Linked DNA regions of Mus musculus: region 2 is linked to region 1. A link is a loop called in an ENCODE intact Hi-C map of the cell type or tissue named here. Cell type or tissue: heart. All regions are shown on one strand.

What was found. Hi-C counts contacts between places; a loop is a spot of excess contacts. Peaks named below come from ENCODE experiments on the same cell type or tissue, not always from the same donor. Only the 100,000 strongest peaks of a DNase experiment are listed, where the experiment ranks them.
Region 2: a loop joins it to region 1, with 2.3 times the contacts of the local background. A loop is called at or near these places in 3 of 42 quality-filtered maps.

Annotation. Positions count from the first base shown.
Region 1 is chr17:79,564,914-79,572,913 of GRCm38, forward strand. It overlaps the pseudogene Gm7283. Among named protein-coding and RNA genes, the nearest start is that of Rmdn2, 46 kb to the right of the region's middle. In heart, a CTCF peak has its summit at 3,713 (motif pointing left); no DNase peak of the experiment used is centred here; H3K27ac peaks cover 1,001 bases; H3K27me3 peaks cover 534 bases.
Region 2 is chr17:79,375,519-79,383,518 of GRCm38, forward strand. No RefSeq gene overlaps it. Among named protein-coding and RNA genes, the nearest start is that of Cdc42ep3, 24 kb to the left of the region's middle. In heart, no CTCF peak of the experiment used is centred here; a DNase peak (open chromatin) is centred at 3,953; H3K27ac peaks cover 283 bases.

The sequences.
Region 1 (8,000 bases):
TTAGGGAGAAAACAAACAAACAAACAAACAAACAAAGGCCCTGACCTCATGTTGCTTCTACCCGAGGGAGGAGCTAGGCAGTGGACAAGAAGACAGGAAGATTACAATCAGTTAACGACATACAAATGACATCTTTCTCCCTTCTTCTCTCTTCTTGCCCTGAATTGGTACAACCATGCTTTCTTCTTGATTCTGCACTGCTGAACCTTCGGCCCTTTTCCTTGAGTTGTGCACATCCAAGATTAAGGCCTTCTGCTTATCCTGTCAGGGTGTTTCTTCACTTTCACCCAAGGACCCAATCCAGCTGAGTGTGTTCACCCCCACGAGGGTCTCCTGAGGCTGTGCACTTTGGAAATTGCACTTGTCACTGTTTCGATTGGGGTGAGTCTCTTAGTGCAATGAGAGAAAGGCAGGTTGGTCAGTGGAGAATATAAGACCAAGGGTTTAGCTTTGGGTTTAATAAGAATAAACTCTGATATGAAAAGAAGAGGCAGAGACTCAGTAGCCTCATATAAGAACTGGGGGTGGGGTTGGAGGGTGGCCAGAAAATGAAGAGATTCTGATAAAGATCCATCAAGAGGCTACAAAGTAAACCCACAAGCTGTTGAGTACCAGGAGCCACAGAAAGAAAGCATGGTTTCACAATGACCCCCCCCCCCCCGGAACTTCAAGAATGTTCTTATATGGTGTAAACAAAGGGACAGAGCTTCGCATGTCTCTGCCCACCTCTGACATTGTCCGATTGAGGAGAGAAAGAGAGCCCTGGCTTCGTACAGGGCTACACAGGGCAGAGAGCAAGGTGGCCACACACTCTGCCTGCCTTCTTTTCTCTGAAAGGGCTCTTTGTAACTTCTCTGAGGAGGAAACACCTCCTCCGTGGAGAAACATTTGCTTCCTATTAAACGTACTGTTACTTGGAGCCCAGCTCCTTGCCAGCCTTCCCCATAGTGGGCAGTGAGGGAAAGAGGAGGAGGCCGCACCCCAGCTGCTGTCTTGGCAGGGGAGGCTTCAGAGTGCAAAGCCTCGTGGCCTACAGGCCCCCAGCCCAGTCTCTCTCTGCCAAAATCCTCCTCCCCCTTCCCCTCTCCCTCCCCCTCCCCCCTCCCCCACCCCCTTCAATCTTTCCTCCCTGTCCCTGTATGAAAAGCTTTCAAGATGGCAAAAGGGCTAGTCAGTAGTTTGGCTCAACCTTTTGATACCAGAAAGACTAAAATGGAGTATTCTTCATTTTGTAGCCTACAGGGAGAAAGCTAAGCTGCAGCTGTAAGAAAGAAAACAAAAATAAATCAAACTACAAAAACCAGGTTTATTCTGCAAGCCACCCAATCAACTCTAATCACAAATGTGTTAGGGTCCTAAAGAAACATCTCTTGGGATACAGGGCTATACTGTGGTGACCTTTGAGGAAGCCAGGTAGAGTTCTTTCTAAGCAAATACTGATAGAATCAATCTGTCTAAGCCAGTGGTTTTCAACCTGTGATTTGCAACCCCTTTGGGGATCAAACGACCCTTCCACATGGTTGCATATCCTGCATAGCATATATTTATGTTACAATTCATAACAGCAGCAAAAAATACAATTATGAAGTAGCAACAAAGATAATTTTACAGTTGGGGGTCACTATAGTATGAGGAACTGTATTAAAGGATCATTGCATTAAGAAGGTCGAGAACCACTGATCTAAGCAAAAAGCTGGCAAAGCAACATTCAATAACAAGGAAATCTAGGTCCCTTAACTCCTGACCAAGTAATGGAACATGTAACAGGTCCTACCTGGTGAGATCTGAGAAGCTAAGACTGGCCCTGGGATGCTGGGGTGTGTGGGGGGGGAAAGGGGGAGGTAAAGATTACAAGACTTAACTCTGAATAGGAAATAGTGGAGAACTACAGTCATTAGCTATGCCTTTCCTGAAAGCCCACAGAGAGCTTTAAGATGCTTTGTGGCGTCTGTTATGGTTTAATATGAACTATTCTCTAGAGAAGATTCCACCCCTGGCTAGTGGGTGCTGTTGTGGGACGTTATGGAAACGTTGGTTGTTGGACCTTGCTGGCAGCGGGCATTTACTAGAGGCAAGCCTGGAAGGTTATTTTAAGTGTTACAGCTCTGTGGGGAAAAGCTTTTCTGGTAGAGGTGACAAGGCTCTAAAGCAAAAGCTTCTATGGAGATGTTATAGCTCTAGTGGGGTGGAGGGGGTGGGGGGTGGGCGGGCTTTCTGATGAAGGTGTCATAGCTCTAAGAGGAAGGAGAAGGTAATAGTTCTAAAGGGAAGGTTTCTCTGATGGAAACATTACAGCTCAGAGAAGGAAGGTACCCTGGCATCTTGGAGCCAAGAAATATCCACCAAGTCACACCACACAACAAACCTCACAGACGAGATTTATTGGGAAAGACACGAGGTGGCTACCTCTGCTGGGCTGTGGGCAGATAGATGCAGCAGGGAATGGGGCAGGAGTCAGGTTTATATAGGGCTTGACGGGGAGGAGTTCCCCGGGGTAGAGATTTGCAGAGTGAGAACTAGTGAGGTTTCAAGTCCTGTACTCGGAGCAAGACCAGGGATTGGTGGGATTTCACAATGAGGGGAATTAGCGCGTTTTTGTGCTCTGAGATTGGTTGGTTTTCGTGCTCATGGATTAGAGGACTTTTATGCTGAGGGATTGGTGGAGTTCTGTTAAGAATTTTCAAGAGGAAATGGGTTAAGACCTTATACCCTACAATTATATCTGGTTCTGGTTCTGGTCTGCGATGCACTTTCCATCCAGCTGTACGGTGAGTGGGTCCACCATAATTCTCTGCCATGATGGACTGAAATCATGCGCTGAAATAAGTCTTTCCTTCCTTAAGTTGCTTCTGTCAGACATTTTGTCACAGTGACTAGAAAAGTAACCAATACAGGATCTGTTCCACCAATGACATATAATATTTTAAGCTACAATGTTACAATTAATTGATCCTTGCAATTGTCATGTAAATTGGTCAAGAGATAAGCAGTTCTGTCTACAGATGAGAGACCCCTGTCATGAAACACTGAGTGACTTACCCAAAGTTCAGGTCACGTATTTGTTTTGTTCTTATTTTACACACTGCATCCTTGTATGCCATCTGGAAGACTCCAGAGCCCATGGGTGAGTGCTTTCGTTTTATTTTCTGGTTTGTTCTTGACAACTAAATTCAGTTGTGATAATATCCATTTTTTTCCTAAAGTTATGGTACAGAAATAAATTGCTTGTGTTGGTAATGAAATTTTACTTTTACTCTTGATAATGAGAACTTGTACCCACTTCTCAACCTTCCCAATGTTGTGACCCTCTTCTATAGCTCCTCAGATTGTGGTGACACTCAACCAAAAAAAATTTTTTGTTGGTATTTCATAACTGTAATTTTGTTACTGTTATAAATCATAATGTACATTTTTTGGAGATAAAGGTTTGCCAAGGAGATTGCAACCCACAGATTGAGAGCCGCTGATCATACTATGGTTTCTCCTAGCATCTCAAATAAACTATGCATAACTCACATAAATGTCCAGCTCAATTATGTGCTTAATTTTAACCTCTCATTGGAATAAAAATATTTACTTTTATACCATTTGTGTGTGTGTGTGTGTGTGTGTTTTGTTCTGATGGTTTTTTTAATGGCTAAAAAAGAAGAGATTGGTATATACAGGGAAATGTTTGTATCTTTTGACAATCAGCAGTGCCATCTACTGTCAAGTACTAAAATTAGGAAGTAGCAACTTGTCATTGAATATCTGGGTTTAGGAAGGGAAAAGCAATTTCATGATCTGGGACTTATTAATAAATATAGATTCTTAGTCATGGTTTTATTTTGTATTATATCCTTAAGCAACCTGTATAGTCATATAGTCATATAGTCATTCGTAATTATGTAATGTTGCAGACCTCCACCTTTGGAAGCAGTATTAATTAAAATAAAAATAAACTCAGGGAACAGCTCAATAGCTACACATTTTCTCTTAGGCACAGCCTTCACATCTGTAAGACTTGAACAATTATACTTAGGAAGTGGTTTTGCTAACTAAACAATGGGTAAAATTTACTTCCAAAGCAAGCATAACAAAAACTTCTAGAGTAATATGGTGTCTGCTTGGGAGGATGGTAGATGCCAGACTATGCCAGGAGCCTTCTTCTCAGCCATCTGAGAGATGGATAGTCTCTAAGATGGCAGGTGCCAATGCCAGGATGATGTAGCTAAGCTAAGGCTGGGAGTAGGTCCAGTTATTCACCTGGTTCCACAGTTATTCTCATCTCATACGTTACATCACAAAACAGGACTCAGAATACCCACCTCATAAATCCCAGGGCATGCTCACCTCAGGTCCTCCAACGAAGACTTGCTTTTTACATGTTAGTATGAATTCTGACCTTTGTACTTGGATAAGTGAACCATATTGCAGATTTGGTCTAAGTTTGCTTACTTGTGTTATTAAAAGAATAAGTCCGGGAATCCTCTAAAATAGTTCATCAAGGCAGAGAAGAGAGGCAGGGGCCAGAGGCAGCTGGTGACATTGCATCTTCAGCCAGGAAACACAGACAGCTGGACATTGGTCCTCATGTCCTGTTCTCCGTCATATTCATTCAGAGCCAGGCCCATGGGAGGATGGTGCCCTCAGTTAGAGCCGGTCTTCCCACTTCAATTAACCTAGTCCAGAAGCTCCCTCGTAGGCACAGGCAGACTTTTAGTATCATGTGATTCTAAGTCCCATCAAATGGACAATGGAGATTTGTGATCACAGGGTAGACAGGTGTGAGACTTTCTTCATCATAAAGGGTCATGGCTGACACTTCTGTACCAACAGCAAACAGGCTTAAAGAAAGGAAGCACCAAATGTCTATTTAATAAAATATGGGGGGTGGAAGCTTTGATAATGAAACTCAAGGACTCAGGAAAAAATGTTTTTTCTTCCTCCTCCTCTTCCTCTTTCCCCACTTCCTCTTTCTCCTCCTACTCCTCCTGCTCCCCTCCCCCTCCTTTTCCTTCCCCCTCTTCTTCTCTGCTCCTCTTCCTTCTCCTCCTCCTTTTCTTCTTCTTCTTTGCTTCCTCCAGGTATTGGAGTCAGTTGTGTGTAAATCTGATTGGAGAACAGAATATAATCTGACACCAGTAGACTGATATCAAGTAGGCAGCCAGCAAAAAAGGTCTGTCCTGATCCTTCTTGGCCTAGCATGAAGCACCCTTTCCTCTTGGGTAATCAGAGTCTGCAAGGAAGAGGAGAAAGAAAATTACCTTTCCAGATGTTATGACTTGCTTTAGAGGACAACAACCCCAATTCCTGTGACTTGATTTAGGCGAGAGGATTTGGAGACAGTAGAGCAGGAGAGAGTCATAGAGACTGTCCCTCTAAGTCTAAGGCCTCCTAGTGTCCTTCAGTAGTTTATAATCCTCATCATGCCAAAACACCATAACGAGAGGCACTGCTTTCTCAGCCCTAACACTCCTACGTGCCAGGTAGAAAGTGTTCTAGGTATGAATGGTAAAACAAAGAAAAAGAGAGAAAAGCCCACCACTGTGGCTTTTGGAGTCAGTGAGGGTACCCAAGTGGTAGCAAGGAATCTACCAAATAAGCTAATAAGAACTGCCATAGAAAAACAGCAAAGCTTAGATACCAAGAAGGACAGGCTCAGAATAATCTCTGTGGACCAATGAGCAAGGAGCTGATGACATGAGGGGGGCATGTTCTGGCAAGAATTCTCTCAGAAAGAGGGAGAAAGCATCAGGGTGCCCCATCACAGAGGTACATTTGGCTCAACAAACACCAAGAGGCAGTCCTTTCATTGTGAGTTGTCATATCTGAGAGTTTGTTTGTTTGTTTCCTTTAGGGTGCTCCATGATCCTACAACTTAAGGTACATGTAAGTGCTGGCCATGTCTGTGCATATAGACATACAGACATGATAGACAAACAGTCTGGTTTTACAGTGTGCCTCAGAACATGTAAAGAAAAGTAGCCAAAATAAAGTTGTCTGTGGCAAGGCCATTTCTATATTTATGACAATATGATTTATATTGTTTGAAAATATAACTGGATTTCCAGGCTGAACTGCAGGACCCTACTTAATATCTAAAGAGATGGACTGTGGGCATTTGTAACAGAATACACTGACAAACCAGTATATAGCATGAAGTTCTAAATTCCATTTTTGCTCAGACATTCTATTGCTCTAGGATATATTAAAGAGCAAAGGGAAAATACATTACCTGTATTAGGAGTTGAATGAGCCTTTGTGGGTTGACCTGGAGACCCAACACATACTTATAATATTCTCTCTGTAGGGAAAAAAATGAGTTCTGGGTTTGAAATGCTACACTTACAGACCATTTAGAAACCAAAGACTTCCTGTGGTGTCTCTGGTGGGAAAGGGCAGAGAGGGATTAAAGAGCAAAGTCCAGACCCTCTGAAGCTAGAGTATTAGTCGGGAAAGACTGATCATGACAGACAACCGAGACAGAGAGTCTTGGGAGAGCATTGCAACCTGAGCAGCCACTGCTATCCAAACATGTAGCAGGCAAAGCCCAGTTTGTGGAGTGCACTGTGGAACTTCTGTGGAAGTCAGCTGACAAAGATCTGTGAAGAAAGAGCCCCTCAAGTCCCAGGGTACTTTTCTCTTTCTAGGGTATATGCTCTTCTTCCTAGGTGGCCTGAAATGTGTCTGTCTCTAGGATTAATATTGTTGATAGCAGGAATGTAAAGTATGAAAAATCACATTTGAATAACAACATTGGTGACTCAAAATATGATTTGGTATCAAAGCACAAAGCTTGAAAACCAGGCATTGTTCATAGAGAAAACTGGTTGATTTTTTTTTCTTTTTTTTTTTTTTTCTGAGACAGGGTTTTTTCTCTGTGTAGCCCTGGCTGTCCTGGAACTCACTCTGTAGACCAGACTGGCCTTGAACTCAGAAATCCACCTGCCTCTGCCTCCCAAGTGCTGGGATTAAAGGCATGAGCCACCACCACTGCCCACCCTGGCTGAATTCTTTGATCTCCTTCTTTAACATCTGAAAAATTCAGACCTTACCAATAAATGCCTCTCTGGGAAGTAAGAAATGTGAGAGAAAAGATTTTCTCTTTAGCCAAAGGAAGTATCGGAAGAAGATAAAGAGGTGGAAATCCTTAGACAGGAAGCGTCCTTCTTCTCCACTCAACCCAGGCATGCATTGTGTAGGTATGTATGTGCGTATGTGCATGTGCATCTGTGTGTGTGTGTGTGTGTGTGTGTGTGTGTGTGTGTGTGTGTTTGTCTGTGTCTGTGACTTTGTGTGTATGTTCTCTCTCTCTCTCTCTCTCTCTCTCTCTCTCTCTCTCTCTCTCTCTCTCTCTCTGTGTGTGTGTGTGTGTGTGTGTTTCTGTGTATCTGTGACTTTGTGTGTGTGTTTCACTATGTGTGTCTGTGTGTTTTTGTCTGTGTCTGTGTCTTTCTGTGTGTGTGTGTGTGTGTGTTTCTGTGTCTGTGTGTTTGTCTGTGTCTGTGTCTTTGTGTGTATGATTGGGTCTATGGCAGGGGGCAGGGGTCCTGTGTCAATAGCCATTGCTCATGTTAACACCAATGGCCATGTGGATGTCAGGCTATTCTTCATCACCCTCATGTCTCCAGTCCTACCTCTCTTCATAAAACACAAACTGTGAGTTCTGCACTGAGCGGACCTGCCCTGTGATGTCAGGGGGCCCCAAATATGAGTACCGGTGGCAGGATGACCTCGGTGCATGAACCTGCTTAAGGTATGGTCCAGATCTGCAAGAAGATCCTGTGCCGCCTCTTTTGGGTCTTTGTCCATGTCTACATTCATCACTTTGACCGCCTCATTGTGATGGGCGCAGAGGCTCACGTCAACACCTGCTACAAACACTTCTATTACTTTATCACGGAGATGAACCTCATAGACCACAAGGAGCTGGAGCCCTTGAAAGAGATGACAACCAGGATGTGTCACTAACAACCATCAAAATAACCATGCTGTGCTCTCTCCTGCCTTTGGAAGTT
Region 2 (8,000 bases), 190 kb before region 1:
GAAAGGCTCTCTGGTGTCAGAGTACTCAGATTAGAGTGAGGACAAGGAGCTAATTGGGAGCTAAGAAAGGATTGTAGGCAGTGTGGCCTTAGAAGAGAGGAGATCAGCACTGTGGAAAACAAGATGATTCTTGGGGAATTTGGCCTTTAGTCACTTTGGCCAGAGTAAGTTCTAGTTTAGAGAGAAAAGTTTATGCAGCTTAACTCTAACAAGGTGTGGTCAGTGAGATGACAAATTAGCTACCTCACCATGAGGGGACAAAATACAATCCATAAATCAAATCATATATTTATATATCTAATATCTAATATACAATACACAATGTACAATGCACAATCTATACTCTATACTCTATATTAATGTATAATGTATAATATATAACATAGTATGTAATATGTAATATGCAATATAATACATAATACATAATATAAAATACATAATATAAAATATATAATATATAAAATGTATAATGTACAATGTGCCATATGACATATGTCATTAGTCATACTTTGTACATCATCATATCTTCATATATCATATGTCTCATATATTATCACATCATACATCATATATGATACCAATCACATATCATATATTTACTATATATTATGAATTTACTGTATATTATATATCTATTATATATAGTAGAGATAGGTGAGCAAGTAGCTTGGGTAACTGAGCAATGTTCACACATAATGCAGAGCAGGAAAAGTGAACCCGAAGAGAAGAAACAGATTTCTTCCAAGCATCTTTGCTTTAGTCTTTGTCCTTCTACCTGGTCTATGATAGAGGACATTTTGATTAGAATAGAATTGGGTCTAAAGTAAAGGAAAAATAGAGTAGCAATTAAAGGATGTCACAATGTAAGTGACTCCTTTCTTAACTGGTTGACTTGCATGGTGTTTCAGTTACCTTCCATTGCTGTGATAGGACACCATGACCAAGACAGCCTAGAAAGAAAGAATTTACTGGGCGCTTCCTATAGTTCCAGAGGATTAAAGTCTGTGACTATCACAGCAGGGAGCACCGCAGCAGGTAGGCATAGCACTGAAGCTGTAGCTGAGAGCTTACATCCTGATTCACAACTAAGCAGGAATAACAGCATGGATTCTGAAACCTCCCACTCCATAGTGGCATACCTCCTTCAGCAAGGCCATACCTCCTCCAACAATACCACAATGACTAATCCTTCCTAAACAATCCGCCAAACTGGCGACCAAGATTTAAAATATATGAGTGTCTTAGTTTTGGTTTTACTGCTGGGAACAGACACATGACCAAGACAACTCTTACAAGGACGACATATAATTGGGACTGCCTTACAGGTTCAGAGGTTCAGGCTATTTTCATCATAGCAGGAAGCATAGCAGCATCCGGGCAGGCACAGTGCTGGAGAATTTGAGAGTTCTACATCCCCAAGGAAGCTAAGAGCAGACTGTCTTCAAACAGCTAGGAGGAGAGTCTCAAAGCCCACCCCCACAGAGACACACTTCCTCTAGCAAGGCCACACCTTCTAATAGTGCCACTCCCCAGTCCAAGCATATTCAAATGACCATAACAATCCTATGAGAGCCATTCTCATTCAAACCACCACACAAGGGAGAAAATCTGGACAATGGTTGATGTCTTAGTTAGGGTTTCTACTGCTGCAATGAAATAGCACAACCATAAAAGCAAGCTGTGGAGGAAAGGGTTTATTTGGCTTACACTTACACATTGCTGTTCATCACCAAGAAACATCAGGACAGGAGCTCAAGAAGGCAGGAACCTAGAGCTAGAAGCTGAGGTAGAGGCCATGAAATGCTGCTTATTGGCCTGCTCCCTCTGACTTGCTCTGTCTGCTTTCTTAGAGAACTTAGGACCACCAGCCCAGGGGTGGCACCATCTACAGTGGCCTGGGCCCTCCCCTATTGATCACTTACAACTAGATCTCATGGAGGCATTTTCTCAACTGAATTGCTTTCCTTTCGGATGACTCTAGTTTGTGTCAAGTTGACACAAAACCAGCCAGCACATCTGGAAACAGAAGAGGAGAGATGGTCAGTGGTATCTGACCAAGAAGGAGATGGTATCTCTAAGAGAAGAATCCTAAGTGAGGGGCCAGAAACCTAAGGTAGAGCTGATAGAGGCCAACTGGTACTGGATAACTTAACCAGATAACAATTGGAATAAACTTCCATGGATGAAGGCTCCACTGGGGTTGCAAACAAACAAAAAAATATATCAAAGAATTGAGGGTTCTTTTCTATCTGACATTCTACAAAGATCTTTGAAAGGAAGGTTTCTCAGTTCCACATAATCTGATCTGAGTGTTGCCTGGGCTTTCTCAGAGATGGTAAATAGCTGCTGAAGATGGATTGGAGGAAGGAGGAGGTACCCAGAGAAGGAAAGAGCCAAGAAAGTATCCCTCACAGAAGTTAGTGGGAAGCCACGCCAGGCAGGCCGCCTCAAAGATTGCTAGGTGAGGTGGGGGAAGTACTCATAGGGAGTTGTCAGAGTTTTGGGAGACTTAGAATCATCGTTTCTGTGCTTCTTCGCTGGTACTGTTTATTGAACTACTTCCTATTAACTAAGCTTCTATTGAAATAGTCTTGTGATGAGAGTATTGGCAGGAGAAGAAACATAGTTGGTCTTTTCTTTTCTTCTCTTTCTTTCTTTTCAAAGTTTCTGATATTGCTAGAAAAGTTGAGGCCACTGAGAGAATACTCCATCTAAAGCAATAACACGCTGGGAAATTAATGATGTAGAGAATGCACAGGAGGGTTTTCTGTTACACTGACATGAGGAACATTTTAGCAATGGAGATGGCCTCAAAGCCTTCATTTTTGATAGTGTTGCTGACAAAGTGAGAGTTAGCAGTCAATGGGGAGGTTGGAGAGATGGCTCAGTAAGCTAAGAGCACTTACTGCTCTTGCAGAGAATCCAGTCCTGTTCCAGCACCCACGTGGTGTCTCACAATCACACATAACTCCAGTTCCAGGGGATCTGATAGCCTTTTCTGACCTCCTTGGGTGCCAGGCACACATGGGGCATACTTACACCACACACACACACACACACACACACACACACACACACACACACACACACACACACATTTAAAAATTAGGAAATAAAGAAAATAGAAGCAGGGTCAGAAACAATGTTTTTGACACAAAATCAGTCATATCATATAGTTATTGTGAAGAGAAGACTGGGGATTTGATTTTAACAGTATTGTGTATTTGCTGTTCTTTATTTTTCATTATACCCTATAGTTTTTTAATCCCATTTTGTGTGTGTGCATGTGTGTGTATTTTCACATTTGAAGGACAGAGATCAACAGGAGTATTTTTTAAAATTATGCTCCATTTTTACATTATAATAATAGTAATAATAATTAACAGTTTATTATTATTATTATTATTATTATTATTATTATTATTATATGCCACAGTATATATATGTGGATATAGAGAACAACTCTGTGGAGTCTCAAGTTCTACCTTTATGTGGATCCTGGGGATTAAACTCTGGGCTAGCGTGGCAAGTACCTTTACCTGCCTAACCATTTTGCTGTCCCTTGACTATATTATTATACTTTACTTTTTTACGGTTTCGAACAGAACCCAGGGGTCGCTGAGTTGATTAGGCTGCATGGCCAGAAAGTCCCAGGGACCCTGTGTCTGCCGCCCCAGCACCAGTGAAGTGTGGCTGAAGAATCAGCTGTGATTAACAAGAGACCAGCGCCAGTGGAGTAAAACTTGAACTTGAGATATTGATGCTGGTTAGCTGGAGTTAAAAACAAAAGCAAAAGCAAAAACACATGCATGATTAATAAGAGATTAGCATCAGTGAGAGGAAGTCCTCTCGGAAGCTGTGGTACAAAGGAAGCCGAGGCTGCATCTCAAGCTAGCAGCCGAACTTGGTAATGTGTAAGAGTCTTTTATGTAGTACGGTTTTGGTGGCATAAAATCCCCAGGACTAAAGGTGTCATGGAGAGAACCATAAAGCTGGGATGGAGTCCCTCCAGGGAAGCCAGAGGTCACTAGTGAGGTCATTAGGCCTCAGTTTCAGAGACCTAGCTGGGAGGTGTGGAGTGCATCCAGAGCCCACGAGCTGAGCTGCTTGTACTATAAATATCAGAACAGGAGAGGTGAGCAAGACTCCCAAGCTTTATAGACCCAGAAGACCATGAGTTCACTACCAGACATCAGATACGGAACTTTTTACACTGTTGAAGTTTGGTTTTGTTGTGATTTTAAATGTGCCCTGATTCTTCACTCTTGGAATTAGAAAGTCTTATTTTGGGTCCCGTTGTAGCTCACAGTTAAGAGACCTTGGATTTTTTAAAAAGAAACACTGAATATTAATGTGTTGAAAATTTAGAAGACATTTAAAAGCTGGTCTGTGTTCTATATTATGATGTTAACATGAGACTTGGGGATAAATAAGGATAAACAATGGAAGGATACGGTTGGTGGTGTGTTTGTGTGTTTTATTGATAAGGAATCAGTTGTGTTGGTTAGGGCTGTTTTGTTTGTTTCACTTTGGTTTGGTTTTCTCAATTTAACACAAGCTAGAATTTTTCTGGGAAAAAGAAACCTCCACTGAGAAAAATTTCTTCATCAAATTAGCCTATGTCTTTTAGAATTTTACTTATTAATGACTAACACTTTAGGGCTCAGCCCACTATGGGCAGTGCCACCCTGGATGGGTGATCCTGGGTTGTAAATGCAAGATGAACAAGCCATAAAAAGCAAGCCAATAAGTCGCACTCCTCCATGACCTCTGCTCCAGTCTGGCCTTCAGGTTCCTCTGCTTTCCTCAGAGGTTCCATCAGCTGTAAGATGAAAAATCACTCTTTCCTTTCCAATTGTCTGTGGTCAGAATATTTTATTACGGCAATAGAAAACAAACTACAATTATGTCTCAGGAGATTTCAAACAAACAAACAAACAATCCCTCCATGAAAAGAGGGAAGAAATACTTGATTTGGAGATTGCCAGCCACATCAGGTCCTAAAGGCTAATTTCTATTTGATAGACAAGCTCTGTGCAGGCTACCCACATCTTTGTTAGCACAAATGCTACAGGTCCAGCCCAGTAGTCTTCCGTTTTCCCAGCAGAGTTTTTAATTTTCTTTCCCTCCACCCCCAGTGACATTTTAAAACTGAAATTCTATTTTATTTCTTTTTCAACTACCGAGCCTTCATATTAAAAATAACTTTCACCTTCTGCAGCTGGTCCAGATTAAATTCACCCAGTTCTAACCATTTATTCCAAGTTCTTCAGATACTTGCGAAATCACTTCATCTTTTAGTAATTTACATTTGCTGAAAGGTTTAAGAAAAACCATGTTTTGCCAATCTCTGTATATGATTGTATATGTATATGATGTATGTGTATAGTCAATTCAGATAGTGACTGGCTTGTGAATTCCATTAGGGCCTTGGTTCTCTCTGTTGTGGATCTTCTCACATCACCTGGGTTGGTTCTGTCTCACTTTGCCTGTATCAGTTATTTTTTCATGGACCAAATTCTATAGTTCATTTGAGCAGGTGATTTGAGTGAACATGAAATCGAGGCTTCTCAAGAAGTTAAAGCATATCTAAATATCAGAGAGGTCAAGAATGCTAGATAAGTAGGATATAAATATTTAGTAGATATTCTACCGCTGAGTAGGAGAGAGTAAACAAGTGCCTGTATACATGCGGACCAGTAGGGCTCACCTGATCCATTTCCAGTGCAAGTTATTTCAGGATATTAAATATTTATTAAGCACCTAATACGCTCACGTTGCTGTGCTCGATCTATGGCAGGAAAGGCAAAGTATTCAGCTGATGACCTCAGAGGAAACAGACAAAGGGGAAAGTACACACTCTACTCACGGAGTCAATGCAAGCAAATAACAAAAGAGGACATTGGGATGCCAAGGAGGGACACTGCGCTTGGTGTGAGAGTGCAGGAAAAGATTCCTGGAAGATTAACACCAGCAAAAAGCTTATCATTTAGGAGGCTAGCAAGGGAAGAATGGATAGCACTGGGAAGGGCCAGAGCGACTGAGCCAAAGGCACAGGAGGAGTAGGCTAGTAAGAGAAATACCACGAAGGGCCTGTCTGTTGTTTGGTATTGTTAAAGTGAGAGGCAGCAGTGTGTGGGAGGTTAAGAATGGAGAAGTAGGTGGAGATAGACTATGGAGGGTTGGTTTTTTCTGACAGGAAGCCCGGCCAGGTTGGAGACAGTCCCTGAACCACAACAGGCAGAAGGTTAACAGGCTCAACTTTGATTTTCATGTGTTTTGCAAATTGTATCTTGGGTGTTCTATGTTTCTGGGCTAATATCCACTTATCAGTGAGTGCATATCTAATGACTTCTTCTGTGATTGGGCTACCTCACTAAGGATGATATCCTCCAGGTACCTCCATTTGTCCAAGAATTTCATAAATTCATTGTTTTTAATAGCTGAGTAGTACACCATTGTGTAAATGTACCACATTTTCTGTATCCATTCCTCTGTTGAGGGGCATCTGGGTTCTTTCCAGCTTCTGGCTATTATAAATAAGGCTGCTATGAACATAGTGGAGCAGGTGTTCTTATTGCCAGTTGGAACTTCTTCTGAGTATATGCCCAGGAGAGGTATTGCTGGATCTTCCAGTAGTATTATGTCCAGTTTTCTGAGGAACCTCCAGACTGAGTTCTAGAGTGGTTGTAAAAGCTTGTAATCACACCAGCAGTGGAGGAGTGTTCCTCTTTCTCCACATCCTCGCCAGCATCTGCTGTGGATACATCATTCCTCCTTAGAATAGGGAACAAAATACCCATGTAAGGAGTTACAGAGACAAAGTTTGGAGCTAAGACGGAAGGATGGACTATCTAGAGACTACCCCACTCGGGGATCCATCCCATAATCAGCCACCAAACCCAGACACTATTGCACAATGCCAGAAAGATTTTGCTGAAGGGACCCTGTTATAGCTGTCTTGTATGAGGCTATGGCAGTGCCTGGCAAATACAGAAGTGAATGCTCACAGTCATCTATAAGATGGAACACAGGACCCCCAATGGAGGAGCTAGAGAAAGTACCCAAGGAGCTGAAGGGGTCTGCAACTCTATAGGTGGAACAACAATATGAACTAACCAGTACCCCCAGAGCTCATGTCTCTAGCTGCATATATAGCAGAAGATGGCTTAGTCGGCCATCATTGGGAAGAGAGGCCCCTTGGTATTGCAAACTTTATATGCCCCAGTACAGGGGAATGCCAGGGCCAAGAAGTGGGAGTGGGTGTGTCAGGGAGCAGGGTGGAGGGAGGGTATAGGGAACTTTTGGAATAGCATTTGAAATGTATATAAAGAAAATATCTAATAAAAACAAACAAACAAAAAAAAAGGCTCAACTTTGTGTTAGAGTGGTCTCTGCAGCAGCCATGTGACAGGCAGATTTCCTGAATGAATTAGAAGAAAGGAAAGGGGGAGATAAAATAGGCAGGAGATGATGGGATCTGGGTTGTAATGACAGAATCGTGGAGGAAGAACGGATTAGAGGGCAAGTTAGCAGAAAACGATGGAGGATGAGATCTAGGGAGATGGTAGAATGTGGAAATGAAAAGAGAAGGAGGTGAGGCTGAGTACCAGGTTTCTGGTTTGAGGGACTGGGTGACTGTATGTGTCATGGTGACAGAGGAAGAGACAGAATGACAGAGGAGAGAGGACAAGTTTAGTTTTATTCTTGCTGAGATTCAGATGCTCATGGGGCCATTCAAGTGAATATAGACCCACTTTTAAACCGAGAAGCTATCTGGGAAAGCCATGCTCTTGGGGGAGAGAGGCAGGTTGCAGTTAGGTGTGAGATGGAGTGTCTGGGAAAAGGCAGAGGTGTAGGGTGGGTAGGTAATTATGGAGATGAAGTGCCAGATGGTTGAGAGGAGAGGAGAGAAGAGGTAGAAGAATGGCTGTACAGAGGCAGGAGGGGGTTGAGATAAGAGCATGGGAGGGTCAGGGAACCAGCATCAGCATCCTGTC